Regions from separate parts of the Homo sapiens genome. Here region 2 is linked to region 1. Evidence: chromatin contacts called from ENCODE Hi-C or POLR2A ChIA-PET data. All regions are on one chromosome and are shown on one strand. The core of a region is the stretch at or near the end of the contact, and the rest is flanking DNA. Distances in the headings are between cores, read along the strand shown. Region 1 overlaps CD84 (CD84 molecule). Region 2 has its middle 27 kb from the start of LY9.

Region 1 (4,116 bases), core at 1,337-3,836:
ACCTCCACCTCCCAGGTTCAAGCAATTCTCCCACCTCAGCCTCCCAAGTAGCTGGGATTACAGGTGTGCACCACCACGCCCAGCTAATTTTTTTGTATTTTAAGTACAGATGGGGTTTTGCCATGCTGGCCAGGATCCTCTCAAATTCCTGACCTCAAGTGATCCGCCCACCTTGGCCTCCCAAAGTGCTGGGATTACAGGCGTGAGCCACCGTGCCCAGCTGCATCCTGATATTTAATGCTTGCCAGAATTTGATTGCACCATGCTTATTGGCTTCTATCTTTTTTTTTTTTTCGAGATGGAGTCTCACTCTGTCTCTCCCAGGCTGGAGTGCAGTGGTGTGATCTCAGCTCACTGCAACCTCCACTTCCTGGGTTCAAGCGATTCTCCTGTCTCAGCCTCCAGAGTAGCTGGGACTACAGATGTGTGCCACCACACCTGGCTAATTTCGTATTTTTAGTAGAGATGGGGTTTCACCATGTTGGCCAGACTAATCTCGAACTCCTGACCTCAGGTGATCCGCCTGCCTTGGCCTCCCAAAGTGTTGGGATTACAGGCGTGAGCCACCACCCCAGCCGGCTTCCGTTTATCTGTAATTCCCACATGTACAATGTAGTGAGGAAAACAAATAATTAGTTATGCTGTAAGGCTGAATGAGATGAGTTTTAGTGATAGAAGGACCAAAGAGGAAAAAACAGCAGTGTGAAAAGATCCCTGATTAATTTTGATTCCTGATACCAGGGAAAGCTTTACAGAAGAGGTACCTTTTGAGGTGGGCATTGAAGGACATGTAAATGGACATGGGGTGAGGGCACACATCTGGCTGGGACACTCTGCCACACATAGGCAAGGGACTGTGAGCATGCATGGTGCATCTGGAGAGGTGCTCTGAATACACCCCACTGATCCAGGCCCCTGCTCATTTTTCATGCTTCTCTCACTTGGAGGCCCTCTGTCTTCCTCATTCTCTATCCAAATTTCATCCATCCTTCAAGGCCCAGCTTCAGCCCTGCCCCCTCATAAGGTATTTTTCTGACTGTTCATGCTATTACTTGCAGCTGCAGTTCAGCGTTAACTGTAGTGTCTGTGCTGGAATTGTCTCCTGAGCTACACAAGAGCAGACATTATGCACATCTTCTACTTTGGGGCCTTGCAGCTCCTAACATAGTGCTAATGGTAGTTGGTGCTAGATGAGTCTATGGATTCATTTACTGGGACTGATGTCTTTATCTGCCTAATTGCAGCCCATTGCTGTCCAGCCTAGGACTATTCATTGGGATTTAGGAGTTAGCCGATTATACTTGCTAACACATAAGGGAAACACTTCCTTAAATGATCATATGAATGTCTTGCTCAGTTGTGAATGATTCTTCCTCATTGAGGAGAGTTAATGCCTGTGTAAGCTGGCTGGTGATCTGTTTGTGGGGCATGCCAGGGTGGCGGCACTCTGCCTCAGCTTAAACTCTAGTTCTCTGAGTCTTTGGAACTGGGATGAACCCAGTTTCATCATCTGCACCATCATCTCCCAAGTTCCTTCTGGAGAATGACTCTGCTTCTTGCAAGGTCTTCTATTTTGATGGTTGGATTATACCCAGTTCCCCAGAAGTGTGAGAAATATAAGCTGGTCAGTTCCTTTTGGAGAGTGGGAATACTGGGCATGGCTGCTTCTTCTGCTGAGGCTGCTTGGAGTGATACAGAAGGAAATCTTGGCCAGAAAGAAAATCCTATAAGGCTTCTGAAGTAGCACTCCAAGAAAAGTGTCCCAGCAGTCTCTAGACCCTGCAGAAAGAACATTTTCCAACACTCCATTTGGAGAGTGTGTCTACATGGCTGAGAGCCACAACTCTGACAGAGACCCACACAGCACTGTCATCTGTGTTTGGACTTACTAAGCCTGTTATGCCCTGCACAAAGATTCCCAGACAAAGGGATGAGTGTGCTTATATGCAGCCCACATTCTGCTCTCCAAGCCATGCACTCGGGGGAAGGGCTGCATCTGCCTCAAGCGAAGGGTACATTTTCCTAATTTGCTCAAGATGCGTGGTGAAGGCCACGCACCAGGGATCTTCACACATACTGACTGTGAGCAGAGCATCTTGGCTGGTGTGCCATGGCCTATTACAGGTGTGCAAAATATTGATCCCCTTCTCCCACAGTTACTGGGCAGGGTTGTTACCTCCAGTCACAAGAGGCCTCTAGTCATATGCAGCTTCCAGAAGTGAGCAATCTTGCTTGTTTATCCCAGTGTGCCATAAAAATATTATTTTCTACATGTGCTATGATGGGAAGAAGTTTGGGAAAACTATACTAGGTAACCTGCTTTGTCATTCATTCAGAAGGGAGTCATTTCAGGAAGGGTATGCATCCATTTGTCCATTTAGGCACAAGCTATGCCCAGCAGAAGGTTTCCTGCTTTGCTTACAGGCTGAGATGTGGCAGTTTGCAATCTCCCAGTAAGAGTTGGGCAGAGAAGATCTGGATCCAGGGAACCTGCCAGTATTGGTGGTTGTAACTCAGTTTCCAGAGGGAGAATTCAGCCCAGCAGCCTAGATCACAATTTCATAGCTTGAAGTCCCAGGAGGTTTACTGTCCTGTGTGCTGGCTTTCCCCATCTGTGCAGGAGAGAAGCGTGAGAAAATGTTAACTGAGAGGTGCTGCTGGGGAACTCCAGTCCTGCAAGTTCCCAGAGGAGTTAAGCAAATGGCACGGGGGAATGCCTTAGATTTGCCTCATGCTGGGGAAATCTGGGGTAGCAGGGCCTTGTTCTTTGCTGAGTCCCTCATGTCTGCTCCAGCTACCCCCCATTTGGGAGGCCCTGAGCAATTAACTTCTTAGCCCAGAAAAGAGCAATGGGAGGGAATGGGGGCGGGGGCATATTTGGAATGGATTTTGATTATAGACTTGAGGCAACATTCAGGTTCAAGCTACCTGCATTCCTTGTTCCTAGTTGACCCCTAGTTTTTTTGTATCCCAATAACTCCACTTTCACCTATACATAGTGGGGACTCACTGCCAGCATCTCCTGTGCTCTAGGCATTTAGAGGGCTGCAAACAATCTTCCCATTGGTTTGAGGAGTCTTAGGTTTTCAATTAAATACTGACCCAATAATTGTTATCTAACTTGTCTTTAAGGATTTATCTTGAGATGTCACAATCCAGGATTCCATGATTAATCCCTCGAATTTTATCTCCTTCTAAGTTAAGTTACTCTTGTTCCTCCAACTCTCCTTGAGATCCTGGCACAAATATGCTGGGCACCCTGACCCTCACTTCTTGCCTGTCCTCCTTTTCTTCTCCTCTTCTTTCCTCATTCCTCCCCTTCTTTTTCTTTCCCTCCTTCCCTCTCCTGATCACTAAGAAAGTAAATGTCCCTCTATCTGGTTGTCCAGTCCATTTGGCTTATCTTTTCAAGCAAACTGCCCTGTGCTTCAAGTCCTCCTTAAAAGGAAGTAGCACTGCCCTGCTTGTCGAGCTCATAGATGTCCTCCCTATTGCCTTATAGGATCACTCTCAATTCGTACTCAGTTTAGCTTCCTGCTTGGTAACTCAGCTATTAAACAGGAATACTTAGAAAACATGATTCTTTAAGCAACCCTAAAGCTGTCCTGATTGTAGCAGCAGTGAGGACCTTCAGATAGTGACAATCCCTCCTTAGATCCCCAAAATTTAAAGTCCTGTCAGAGGGCTTTGCATATGACAGAGAAGGACATAAGGCACAGGCATAAGGCACAAGGCACTTGGCACTACAAATGGTTGTGCAGGCTGCGTGTGGTAAAAGAGCAGCTGAGGGAGCAAATGAACTGAAATTCAGCTTCTGCTCCATTGCACCCATCTGGGCATCTGGCATGGGCCTGTGTTTGCTCAGAGGGAAGCACCTGTTTTCTCATTTTCACACTGTGAGCTAGCAGTGACCCCAGGTATTATACGGGATGGAGTTCCCATACCGTAGTTCAGAGGCATAGGGACTTCTGCATTTGAAGGGTGGGATCAGCATCCCAAGTAAGATAACTCGTGGATGGCCATTGACCTAGGGAGTGGGGCTTTGTGCATGGGTGGAAGTACATATAGACCAAAAACCTAGGCAGTGGGTCCTGAGAACTACAAGGAGTCCCAGGG
Region 2 (4,457 bases), core at 30-2,529, 220 kb after region 1:
GCTACCCACAGTGGTTAGTCACTAATCTGCATTACTTTCACCACACTGAAAACTTGGAGAGGAGAGAGGAAGAGATACAGAGAGGGGAGGGGGGAGAGAGAGAGAGAGAGAGAGAGAGAGAGAGAGAAAGAGATAGAGAAAGAGAGAGAGAAAGAGAAAAGCAACTCTGGACGTCATGTATCTTCTCTTAGTCCTATGACCATGAGCAAAATGCTTAGTTTCTTGGAACCTCAGTTTTCTCTTCTATAAAATGTGAAAGATACTTTCTACCTCATAGGATTGTAGTGAGATTAAAGGTAAAGATAATCATACACGTAAAGTGTTCAGCAGAGTATAACATCACAGTCCTTCGACAGAAGTTACCTCATCATAAAGAGACTACTGGCTAATTATATAGATTCCATTCAGAACTGAGCCTCTAGAACTTTAAGTATAAAGAGTAACTGAAGACCTGAGAATAGCAGTTAATCATATCATTATAAAGTTGAGGCATATAATAAGAGGCAGCTGACCAGTGCTCACAGATCAAGCAAAGTAGCAAACACTCCCCTCTGTGTCATTCACTCATTCACGCCACCCTTACAGAAGGCTTGTCAGCTATAAGGCTCTGAGCTGTTCCTCCCCTCACTCCTCCGGTGCTCTTTCTAGCTCCTCCTCTTTGCTGTGTTCTCCATGTTCCCTCCCAGTCACTTGCATGCTGGGACCTGTGCATCTCCCCAGGAGCAGAAGCAAGCCTTGCTGAGTCAGGCTGCTAAACGGACTTTCTGGTTCTGGAGGTTCTGCAGGCCCAACTGTCCTGTGGGTACAACTCTGCCTGTCTCCTCCTGGTCAGTTAGGGACCTAGCACAATCCCTCTGATTGCTTGGCTCTGTGGAGAGCCTGTTCCCTGCTCCCATCTCACTTGGACCCAGTGAATTTCATTCATTTCCTGCTTTGCCTGGTCCCTGGATCTGTCTGATGCCTACTGGTCAAGCCCTGGTCTGACTTCCTACCCAGCCTCATACCCTCCAATCCAGGCAGCCTCCTCGCCACTATGACAACCGTAGGGTCTGGAAGGCCCCATGGGAATGTAAGCTTCATAAACGGAGGGAATTTTTGTCTGTTTCCTTCACTTTTCTCTTCCCAGACCTAAATCAGTCCCAAACATCTATTTAAAACTTACACAGAGAATTTTGGAGCTGGAAGAGACTCTAAGGATCATGTAGTCTAACTCCCTCATCTCAGAGAGAGAAAATGAAAGCAAGGTCACAATGCAGGCTGATGGTGACAGGATCCTCCAAGCCACACAGCAAGCCCTGGGTTAGCTCACTGCTGCCTCCTCTTGGCCCAGCTGGCAAACCATGCACATATTCAGCAATTTTACTAGTCTGTTTCTTGTTTTGTTGTCTGTTTTTCAATAAAATATAGAACCTTATGAAAATACCTGCACATTAAGCTTCATGAACACTGAGGAAAACACACAGTATTTCCTCTTCTTCTTCTTCTTCTTTTTTTTTTTTTTTTGAGATGGAGTCTCACTCTGTTGCCCAGGCAGGAGTGCAGTGGTGCAATCTTGGCTCACTGCAACCTTCATCTCCTAGGTTCAAGCAATTCTCCTCCCTTAGCCTCCTGAGTAGCTGAGGAGCTGGGATTACAGGTGTGCACCACTACACCCAGCTAAATTTTGTATTTTTAGTAGAAATGGGATTTCACCATGTTGGCCAGCTGGTCTCAAACTTCTGACCTCAGGGGATCCACCTGCCTCAGCCTCCCAAAGTGCTGGGATTACAGGCATGAGCCACCGCACCCGGCCTTACACACAGTATTTCTGTAGAGTAAAACTGTTGAATGGAATCTGCTTCTTAAAGTCTTCTAAGGGAAGAATATTGAGGTAACATAATCTGAATGAGAGTCTAAAAAGAATACAAGGAAAAGAATAGCTTAGAAGGCAAAATATAAGGCTGTATGAATAGAAAGGAAATAGATACCCCTGAATTTTGTGTCCATTTTTCAATTTCCTTATTGCTTCGAAATTTAAAATAAACATCAGCAGGGATGTGAACTCTCCCTAGCCAAACCCAGAACTGTGGGAAAGGCAAACAGCAATGGATAGGTTGCTTCTCTCACAGAGACTTTCATTCATTCATTCTGTTTTTGTTTTTGTTTTACATTCACTTACTCTGTAAGACAAAGTAGCAAACATAAGAGGCCATGTTTGCTCATTCAGCTGCCAGCAGAATTTCACAAAGCCCCTGACTCAGTGACTGAGGACAGCCCTTCGGAAGGATGCCCTGAAGATGATAAGAAGGATGGAGCCCAGGTTACCACATCTCTTACCTAAATCACTGCATTTTTAGAAAAGATAAATTCAATGATCCTGGCCTTTGTCTTTTTGCTGTACATAAGATAATGGTTGACAGGATTAATCATTATGCCTCTGTAATCTATAACTAGATGTACCCTTGCACCCAAACTTTGGTGAAATTTTGCTCTTACATAACTTTTGAGCACAGGCAGAATGACTGTCACCTTATGTATAAGCTGTAGGCTGAAACACTGCTTTGGAGCAGTCTAACAGAAACTCTCCGAAAGACTCTCCTGGGTTGCCAACCTCAGTAAGACTAAATAAAACTCACTTTAATTCTTTAAAAACTTGGCTTTTCTTTAGTTGACAAGTGTTTCAGCAAGTATTTAGTGAGCACCAACTATGTGCTATGGCCAAGAAGCAGGGATGGATAAAGCATGACCCCTAACTTCAAAGAGCTCACAACCGATGGAAAAACAAATGGGTCAAGAAGCAACTTGACACAGATTGAGCCAGATGGAGAAAGGTCAATGAGTCCCCTCGAGGAGAAAGAAAAGCAAGGTCATAACACAGAGACATGTGTAGTGACCGTGGGGCTTTAATGGCTGTACTTTGGGGTGTGGAGAGAGTGGGTAAAACTACAGAGATGCCAGATTGTAGCAATCTGTTTACTTTTCGGCTAAGAAAAATGAAGGGGGCTTTTCCAACAATTTGTTTTTGCATAGTCTGAACTGTCAACTTACTCTTTCATAGGGTGGTAATCGATCTGCTCCTAAGGGTCATTAGTCGTTTCCTCCTCTTTCAACCTGTTCTCACCTCCTCCTGTCACACAGCAAGGGCATCTGGCAGCACCAAGGCAGGAAGCCTTCAGATACATACAGTTCATACTTCACACCTAAAACAATTTCCAGTAGACACTCACTTCCCTGGCTTTTTGTGGGTAAGTGGCAGGATTTGAGCTCTTCTCTTCTAGTGCAATCTCAGAGCTTTCAGTATCTTGGGACCTTTTCCAGCAGGCATTAGCTTCTCTATCTTGGGACCCTTTCCAGCAGGCATTAGCTTCTCATTTTGCTACCCCGAAGTTAGGGGCCAGGAGATGAAGCATTCCACTCCTACAAAATGCTGGTGACTTGAAGAGCTCAAAAACAGGCATTGTACTAATTCTTCCTTCTCCTTCACATTCAGACGGCAGGCTGCCGCCCAAGAGTTAAGGGGTTCTGGTTCTCTTCAGACGCAAAGAGTGAATAGTGCTCTGTGGCAGAGGTTTGTATTTATACGTCTATGCCTTTAACAATGGTGCATTTGCTCTCAGGATCATGCTACCTGGAGTCCCTGAATGACAGTTGTCTGGAATAACAAGCAAGATCACTGACAGCCCCAGAACTGCTTCCCTAGCTATGAAATTTTGTTATATCTGTAAATAAGCATAAATATTAACTAGTCAGTAATGTTGAATTTTGTTGAATGTATAATTGGACCTAGATTTGGAGAAAAGATATTCAACTCTAATTTTGTTTCAACTAAAATTTGACTGATTAGTCTCTGCCTCTTTGTTTAAACCATTCACTCTTCCTGTAGAACCCCGTGGCCCATTAAAATCCTCCCATTTCCACCCAGTCAAGTTCCTAGACCTTTGAGTTCTCTTTTTGGTTATTGTTCTTCATCTCTTGGTGCATGTGCTTTCTAATATTTTAATTTTTTTCAAAATACTACATATATATAGTTATAAAATTCAACTAATAGCATAAGACATAATAAATTTTGAAAAAAAAAAAAGCAGCAGTCTTCTGCCACACTACACCCAGAACTGCTGTTCTGGCAACTGTTGTGCTGGCAACCACTGTCAATTATTTGTTTTTTCTCATGATACTTCCTTGATATTTAGAAATGATATATTTGTTCTGTCCTTTCTTGATTTTAGACATTAGTTATTGACTTCCTGCTATGGAGATAGGTATTTGGCTCTCTCATCCACTGTCCTCCACACTCTTTAGCCACTCAGCAACACAAAGGCCTTTCTGCCCATCCCGCCAGAGTATGTTGTAACATAGCTTTTTGCTAAACTGTATTTAACATTTATGACAATAAGTATTCACATTCGAGCCATGTAGAGTATTCAATTTCCTTCCTAACCATTCTTTGTTTTTCCTATAGTTGATAATGTCTTTCACTG

The links. A loop is a pair of places that touch in the nucleus more often than their neighbours do. ChIA-PET counts read pairs that join two places held with the same protein, here RNA polymerase II (POLR2A). Pooled maps may share reads with other maps.
Region 2: a pooled map shows a loop between it and region 1 (3-fold over the local background). The contact joins two enhancer-like sites. A Hi-C loop is called at or near these places in 6 of 50 pooled maps. POLR2A ChIA-PET finds 5 or more read pairs at or near these places in 2 of 52 experiments (CD4-positive, alpha-beta memory T cell and activated B cell).

What each region holds. Positions count from the first base shown.
Region 1 is chr1:160,545,710-160,549,825 of GRCh38, forward strand. It overlaps CD84 (CD84 molecule), which reads right to left. Exons shown (of 7, transcript NM_003874.4): 7 at 1-2,612. The coding sequence ends at 2,547. All of the region lies in intron 1 of CD84-AS1 (CD84 antisense RNA 1), which reads left to right. Among named protein-coding and RNA genes, the nearest start is that of CD84-AS1, 11 kb to the left of the region's middle. RefSeq lists enhancers at 2,562-2,831, 3,929-4,116 and a silencer at 3,729-3,778. Within about 2 kb of position 2,587, at least 6 of the 41 ENCODE cell types and tissues checked have a DNase peak (open chromatin) inside an H3K27ac peak, as active enhancers do.
Region 2 is chr1:160,767,197-160,771,653 of GRCh38, forward strand. No RefSeq gene overlaps it. Among named protein-coding and RNA genes, the nearest start is that of LY9, 27 kb to the right of the region's middle. RefSeq lists enhancers at 747-796, 827-1,276. Within about 2 kb of position 1,280, at least 7 of the 41 ENCODE cell types and tissues checked have a DNase peak (open chromatin) inside an H3K27ac peak, as active enhancers do.